Regions from separate parts of the Homo sapiens genome. Here region 1 is linked to region 2. The links are chromatin contacts, found by Hi-C or POLR2A ChIA-PET in ENCODE. All regions are on one chromosome and are shown on one strand. The core of a region is the stretch at or near the end of the contact, and the rest is flanking DNA. Distances in the headings are between cores, read along the strand shown. Region 1 overlaps SUSD6 (sushi domain containing 6). Region 2 holds the start of PLEKHD1 (pleckstrin homology and coiled-coil domain containing D1).

The links. A loop is a pair of places that touch in the nucleus more often than their neighbours do. ChIA-PET counts read pairs that join two places held with the same protein, here RNA polymerase II (POLR2A). Pooled maps may share reads with other maps.
Region 1: a loop to region 2 is called in a pooled map, with 2.2 times the contacts of the local background. The contact joins the enhancer-like site here to the promoter of PLEKHD1 in region 2. A Hi-C loop is called at or near these places in 1 of 50 pooled maps. POLR2A ChIA-PET finds 5 or more read pairs at or near these places in 2 of 52 experiments (IMR-90 and activated CD8-positive, alpha-beta memory T cell).

The regions. Positions count from the first base shown.
Region 1 is chr14:69,670,518-69,674,614 of GRCh38, forward strand. All of the region lies in intron 2 of SUSD6 (sushi domain containing 6), which reads left to right. Among named protein-coding and RNA genes, the nearest start is that of SUSD6, 61 kb to the left of the region's middle. Within about 2 kb of position 2,739, at least 6 of the 41 ENCODE cell types and tissues checked have a DNase peak (open chromatin) inside an H3K27ac peak, as active enhancers do.
Region 2 is chr14:69,483,285-69,486,833 of GRCh38, forward strand. PLEKHD1 (pleckstrin homology and coiled-coil domain containing D1) reads left to right here and starts at 1,444. Exons shown (of 13, transcript NM_001161498.2): 1 at 1,444-1,830. The coding sequence starts at 1,682.

The DNA of each region.
Region 1 (4,097 bases), core at 1,489-3,988, 190 kb after region 2:
TAACGAGTATGGGGAGACAAGGTGGCATAGTCAGGTGAAGAAGGCAGTGCCTTGGGCCAGACACGCTGGTTTGAATCCTAGTTCTGCCAGTAGTGTGTAATTTTAAGCAAGTTTCTCGAACTCTACGTCCCTCAGTTCTTCATATCTGTAAAATTGGGATGATAACGTACATACCATATAGGGTTGTGGTGAAGATGAAATGTTGCTGTTATCATCATCGTTGTTAAAATGTGGCACTTGCCAGTGGCAGGTACAGCCCGCTGTTGCGGGGAGTCTGGAGGGAGGAGAGGAAGAGAGTATGGTGTCTGCTCTGCTCATCTCAGCACTTCCTTTCCTGGGAACTTCCCATGTCACTGTTGAAACTTTGGATGTCCAATATACTGTATTCCCTAAACTAATTTGTTTCTTGCCCTGTGAATGAAGAAGTGTTCTCTTTCACTCTGGTGGAGTATGTTCAGTAGCTGTAGTTTCAAAAAAGAAAAATAAAGTCTAACCTTAGCCTAAGAATTCAGGGATTTAGGTTGAGCACACCAAAAGCACAGTTTGAGGAAGCACCCAGATAGGACTGAGATGCTGCTAGTGGAGGCAGGTGCCTGTCCTGGCTGAATTGTCAGAATTGTGGAGGAGGAGGAGGAAGAAGAGAAACAAGCTCTCTTGGAGTATCCTAAGGATCAAAGAGTTAAAGAAAAAACAAACTCTAGCTAATGAATCAAGAAGTTGAATGAGTCTAAACAGGAAAGGAAAGAGGGTTGGAAGGAGGATGTTAATTTTAGGTACAATTTGTGGGAGAGGATTGGGGATGAGAAGAATAGCAGTGGGCACCTATTTGCCTATGGGACAGGAAGTGATGGGCTAGGTGAGGCTGCCCTTCTGGTCCGAGGGAAGAGGTCACTCAGGACAGGCCACAGGAGTGCATGCTTCTTGACTCTCATCACCTGGCCTCAGTTCAGCCAACTCGTAGGAGGCATGTCTGACAAAGACTCCTTATTTCAGCAAGTCTGATGTACCGCGTGGGGTCCCATGTGGGTCTTATCTGGCGTCACAAATTCCATGGGGAGGCTGGAGGGTGTCAGAGGTTCTTAATTGCTTGGGGAAGGGAGAAGAGTGGAGGAGCAGCTGGCGTCTGGGCCCTTCAGATGTATTCCAGGATTTGTCCTCTTGGATCAGGCTGGGGTAATTGGAGAAGTTGGGGTGAGGACTGTCTGTGATTTGATGTGTTCAGGGGTGCAGAGAACTATTGTGACTTCCAGCAGAGATGTGTCTCAGGTTTCTTTGAGTGGCTTTCAGCAAAGGAACCCTTTCTTGGTGCTATTGTTCTCAATACCTTGTTGTTAGGCAGTTTAGAGGCTTTGCTGTTCAACTGGCTCCTCTCTCTGGCATTCAGAAAATCTGTCACCAGTAACGCAGACCCTGGCCTTGGAGGAATAGTTAAGATTGTGAATAATAGGATTAAGTGAGATAATATATGTAAAAGTCCCGGGTAAACAATAAAAGTCTATTTCAATGGAATGGATTATTATAATACTATTTTTTCAGTCAGCATCTCTTTTCTGAATTGCTCAGAGCACTTCGTTAACACTAACTGGTTAATCCACCATCCATCCCTGGTTGGAGGCTGGCATTTAATAGCCCCCCTTTGTATGCAAGATCAAACACAAGTTTCCAACAAACCCCCACATCTTGAGCTTGAAGCCCAAACCTATGGAATCGAAATCTAAAGCTTGGACTTCTAAATGTGATAATGCCTCATTCCTGGGAATAAAGAAGGTGAGAAGAGAGAGGAGGGATCATTAAAATTTTTTTTTTCATGAATAATTGGTCATGTCAGACAAGGCTGTCATAGTCAGGATTTTGAATGACCTAGAAGTCAGTCAGTCATTTTCCTCTGAGAAGCCAGAGTTCCTGCTGGAAATGAAACTTGATAGGAGCTGGAGAAGCAGAAGGCTAAGAAGAGCAGCTTTGGGGCAAAGAACAGGGAAGCAGAGAGGGGGCTGGCAGATTTCTTCATTCTGTCCTATTAGGCTGTGGTGGAAGTACTTGAGATGCCAGGTTCTGCATCACAGTGCTAACTGCCTGGCACATGGCAGTGGGAACACACTCTCCCCTCTGATGTGTACCAGGAAGTGTCAGGGGGACCCACAGCAGGTGCTTGGTGTATTCTTCAGGTCTCATGTTGAAACTTCACAGAGCACCCCCGAGTGTCCTGCTCAGGCCAGTTTTGCTGCAGACCAAGTATTGCAGTCCAGTTTGGCAGGGTGGGATCTGAGCAGATCAGCCTTAGGCCGACTCTCCAGTCAAGGAAAGGCCTAGGTGCATTGGTCCACCTGTGTCCCTTCCGAAGGCTGGTCTCACCAGCCTAGAGCTGGCATGAAAAGGTCCTGTTTTGTTCACAGTACTAGGTGAGGCCATTCAGAGTCATCAGGACCTTTTTCCAAGCTTGTACTTCCCTGCCTCTGGTCAAGGCTTAAAGGGCAGTTCCGTCCTCACCTTTTGTACTCTCTTGCACAGAGTCTTGAACCCTGGAAGCAGGAGGAGGATATACTGAGTTGGGAAGTTCCTCCTTCCTCCAGTGGCAGATGTGTGGGCTCCCAGGTTTGAAACTCTAGAGGTCATTCAGGTGTGCCAGTGAAGAGGCACATACTCATGAGAGAACCAACAGGCTGGACCTTGGAGGTTATTTGCACTAGTGAGTTTCAAATTTGAGCTAGCATCAGATTCCTCTAGAGGGCTTGTTAAACACAGATTGCTGGGTCCCATCCCCAGAGTTTCTGGTTCAGTAGGTCTAGGATGTGGTTTAAAAATGTGCATGTCTACCAAGTTCCCTAAAGAAGAACTTGGTAGACATGAAGCAGCAGCTGCTGCTGGTCTGAAGACCAAACTTTGAGAACCACCAATTTATACTTGGGCTGAAAAAAACCTGTCTGACTCTTTTCAGAGCAAATTTTGCTGAGGTGAGGACAGAGTGGGTGGAGAAATCTTGAACCCACTAGGGAGACAAGTGGCCCTCTCAGAAATAGGCTACTGCAGGTGGGCCAACCTAATAAAACTGAGAAGAGGTTAAGGGAGGATGCTGGCAGATGTATCTCTTCTCCATGCTGGTCTGGTCCTTGCATACTACCCTACAGCAAGGAGCCAGACCTGGTGAGCCCCGGGGCTGGATCATTTTCATTTCCTATTCTGCCCCCTGAGGCAGCAGTGAGTTCTAAAAGTCTGCATTTTCGGATGCCTTTCCTCAGTCTGGGCTCTGTGGTATGAAGAACGGGACCCTGAGCCGGGGTCCTGGGCATCGGCCCTAGCACTGCCTCTAATGGACAGTAACTGAAGGCACCTCATGTTACTCAAGGGTAATGTGAGTGTGGACTAGCTCTCTGGTGCCTTTTGTGCTCTGATATTCTGGGTTCTTTAATGATTTACCCTGACAGCTTCCTCCTCAGGGTCAGGAACTTCTGCTGGCTTGTTACTTGTTTTTTATTTTTTCCGTGTATGAGAACTTCTGTTGATCAGAATCCCATCCAGAGACTGGCTCGCCAAAAGTGAAACTAGAGACAAGTTTGGGAATTGGAGAGAATAACTTTTCTTTTTGGAGTCATTGGCACCTGCAGTTGTGCTGCTGCCATAACACCTGCCTACAGAGAGAATGACTGCATCACTGTCGTGCCTGCCTATCTTACCCCACTGCCAGCTTCACAGGCTGTCTGATCAGCTCTGGTTTCCAGGGTGCTCAGGATTGTTATTCGACATTCCCCACTGCCTGGCACAGTGTGTGGCTCATGGTAGGCCTGTGTGCATGCTTACTGGATGGATGGAATAAGCGGTTGTATCCAGCTACCTCTTCTTTTCTCGCTTCTTCTTAACTTGGTACAGTTGTCTTCCTTTGCCCTCCTCGCTTCCATCCTTCCTTCCCTGCTTCCTTTGTACTCATTTTTACTCCTCAGCACTCTGGCAGAGCTAGCATGTACGTCGAGTGCTTTGGGGGTTAAAAGTATACACAAGACAATCATAAAACACCCTATGCAAGCCATCTATGTGAGGGGTTCCTCCAGAGCTCCCCACTCTTCCTCCTTGTCTCTTCTGCCCACTTTGTCTAGGGTAGCTGG
Region 2 (3,549 bases), core at 194-2,693:
AATGGGGAGATCTAGCATGGCCTTGGGGAACATCTAGTGGGCGTCACACATCCAAATGCCTGCAGAGGGGCCAGGCAGGTCAGACAATAGGGGATGATGGGGCCTGTGGGGATGCGCCTTTAGGCATTACATTCAAAGACTTAAGTCTACTGTGCAGAGGTGGTAAGAATGATACAAGTGGTTGTTGTTGGGGGGCTGATTGACTATAAAGGGGCATGAAGAAACTTTCTGCAGGTGATGGAAATGTTCTGTCTGTTGCTTTGGGTGGGGTTACATCTTATATACCTTCATCAAAGAAATAACTTAGATGTGTGCATTTTACCATGAAGTATACCTCAATTTAAAAACTTGGGGCAAATTCATAAAGCAATGTGGATCTGGCTCTCGGGCTAACCATTTGTAAACTTCTGTTGCAATCCGACTTCCAGAGGCGTCCTTGGCTCCTCATCTTGGAAAAGCGCGACTGCGGCGTGGTCTGGCGGGCGGCCGCTCACTGCGCGGTCTCCACGCCTGGCAGGTGGCGCGGGGCAGGCAGCTGTGCCAGCCTAGCATTTCCACCTGCCGGGAGGAGGCGGTCCCCTGGGGCCCGGCCGGCATCTCCCTGGCCTGAAAATGAGCCGGTCACCCCAAACGCCAACTCCGAAAGGAGCGGAAGCGGATGGAACAGCTGGTCCCAGGGAGCGCGGGCCAGGCGCGCAGATAAATCACGGACACACACTGCACGGATAGCTCCAGACTGGCGTTGAGTGCCAAATGCCGACACAGACACGGTCAGGTTCCAGGAAGAGAAATCCGATCCGATGCGCGCTAGGCGGCGGCGGCGGAGCACAGTGAAACCCACCTGAGGGGGAAGGGTTGGGGGGAACCCAATCTTGATGGAGCCCCTCCCCATGCGGGCACTTTGGGCACTTCCTGAAGTCCTACCTGGCCACCCGCCTGCCCGGGGCATCAGGCATCGCCACTTCACTGGGGAGAAAAGCCAGACCGCCGCAGTTCACGGAGCGGTAGGAATTGCGGTGGAATTCCAGGCCGGAGTGTGTGACCCTACGCCCTAGCTCCGTCCTCTCCTCCACCCCGAGGCGAGCAGGTGTCTGCAGGAGTGCCTCCAACCCCATTGCAAAGCGGACGTGGCCCTCGTCTCGATGTCGGCGCTGCTCGCCGAGAGGGACCCCGGGGTGGTGTTGGGCGCGCGGGGCGGGGACGGGGACGCGCTGCGGCCAAGTCCCCGGGCCCTGCGACCCGCAGGGACCTTCTGGACGCACGGAGCCCGGCCCTCCAGCCGGCGCCCGCCCTGATTGGCGCCCGAGGCCGGCCTCCCGCCGGCTCACCTGCCACTCCCAGCCAATCGGGGCCACCAGAATTGGGGCTGTCGCCGGGGGGGTGGGTGGCTAGGGCGGGAGGGGAGGAGATGCTGCCGGCCCGAGGCTGAGCCACCCTCCCCGCGGAGTTCCCGCCCGGCCCTCTGCAATCCGGAGCCCAAGCCGCCGGCTACGCGCCCTGCGCCCCCTTGGTGCCGCGTCCAGTGCCCAGCGCGCTTTGATGCTGCAGCTCCGGGCCGGGCCGCTCTGCTTCTCTGCTCGCTGGGACGCTCTCCGACGGCTCCGCCCTCGCCTCTCGCCCCGAGTCCCTGCTGACCCCGGGGAGGTGGGGTCCGGGCCGGGCACAGCCCCGCTGAGGCAGGATGTTCACGTCCAAGTCCAACTCGGTGTCGCCCTCGCCGTCCCTGGAGCAGGCTGACTCGGACGCCCTGGATATCAGCACCAAAGTGCAGCTCTACGGCGTGCTGTGGAAGAGGCCTTTCGGCAGGCCGTCGGCCAAGTGGTCCCGGCGGTGAGTGCGCCCCCGCGCCCCAAGGAGACCGCCGGGGAGAGAGCCTGGGCGTCGTTACCCCTCCCACCCCCTCCAGTCGCCGTCGTGCCTCTGCTTTCCTGTGTGACCTTGGCGTCACCCCTTTTCACTCTACACTGGCTCCCGCAGGAAAATGTGGACCATAGTCTGGGCCGGGAGAATGGAGATGGGGCCCCTGCCCTGGGGCGGTGGCAAATTCTCTATGGAATGAACCTGACCCTCGAGTGGGAATGTTGGGTGTGGGCAGAAGAGACCGTGGTCGGGGTGGGATCCCAGCTAGGTCAGATCAGGCCAGACTGAGGGGAGGCAGAAACTCCATCTCTAGCCAAAGATGCCCCCAACCCCGGGACCCCCACTGTCAATTCCATCGTCTTCACAACCCCTGACCCAGGCCGCGAGGACCGGGCCTGAGTGTCTCCCTCCCGCCAACCACCCACCCTTAAGACGGAGAGGGACCTGGCCCTTCTGAAAGGCTCAGGCTAAGGAGGGAGGAAGGGCCAGGAAGGGTGCTTGTCCATGGGGAAGTGACCTTGGCAACCCCTCCAACTGTCCCTTGAAATAATTTTTTTAAAAGTGAGCACAGGGAAGAGAGATTCTAGTGCTTCAGACGGAGGAGCTGGAAAGGAGGGAGGCAGCTGGAGTGAAGGAGGGGATAGATTGGTTCTGCCAAGGATTGATCCTCTGAAAGGGGTGGTGGAGAGAGACAGGGTAGTCCCAACCATCCTTCAGCCCCAGCTGCCTGGTCCCCAACTCAGACGCGACTCCGCGGACATCGGTAGCCACTCTCCACTTACAAATTAGCCTGGGAGGTATTGAGGGAAGAGGGAGTTCACAGCCCTGGACTTGCAGGAAGCTCCCAACTGGCTGCAGGTGCTGTGGGCCATTTTCTGGACAGTTTCCACTCTCCAGTCAATTTCAGTTCTGAGATTCACTACTGGTATGGCCTGGAGAATGCAGACCCTGTCCAGCCCTTCCGCGGAGGTGTGACCCTTCCAGGAAACCAGGGGTATCCAGATGCCCCTTCCCCATCCCACACTCTATGAGTCTGCCCCTGAGCAGAGGGGGCCTCCAATGTTCCCAGGACCACAGATCATGTGGATGTGGTAGTGGTGGGTGCTGATGTTCTGTTCTGATGAATAATTTAATGTTTCTATAAGACCGCAGAACAAATGGAGCTGTGGACAGTAGCTCACATTTTATATCTCTGGTTTCATGTTGTTTTGTTGCTTCTGACAGGTTTCTCTCTGGGATTTAATGGGATACAGGCTTCTTGAGTTCCTCCAAAGTTCAGCTTATCTCTGACCCCCTAAATGAAGGCTTGGAGCAACATGGAGTGTATTTGGGGAGCTTCCAGTATTGTGCTATGTGAGCTACAGCCCCCAGGGCCAGGAGAGCTGGGGTGGAAAGGCTGTGTGTAGATTCAAGCACAATTAGCAGAATATCTCCCCCCACCACCCATCTTTCTTCTGCCTCAGCAGCTCCAGATAGTTAATCTTTCTTTTCTATTGGGTCTGGCTGCTGTTCTGGGTCCTGTCAACCAAGACTTCTCTTGCCAGACATTTTCACCTGACAGCATCCCTAGAAAATGCTAGGTGCTTGTGACCCCCAGGGTATGTCCCCTGGTCCTCCCCTTCACCACTGCAGGTACATTGGGAAACTGGTCTCTGCACCTACAGTTGATTCCAGGGCTAGGAAGTGTCA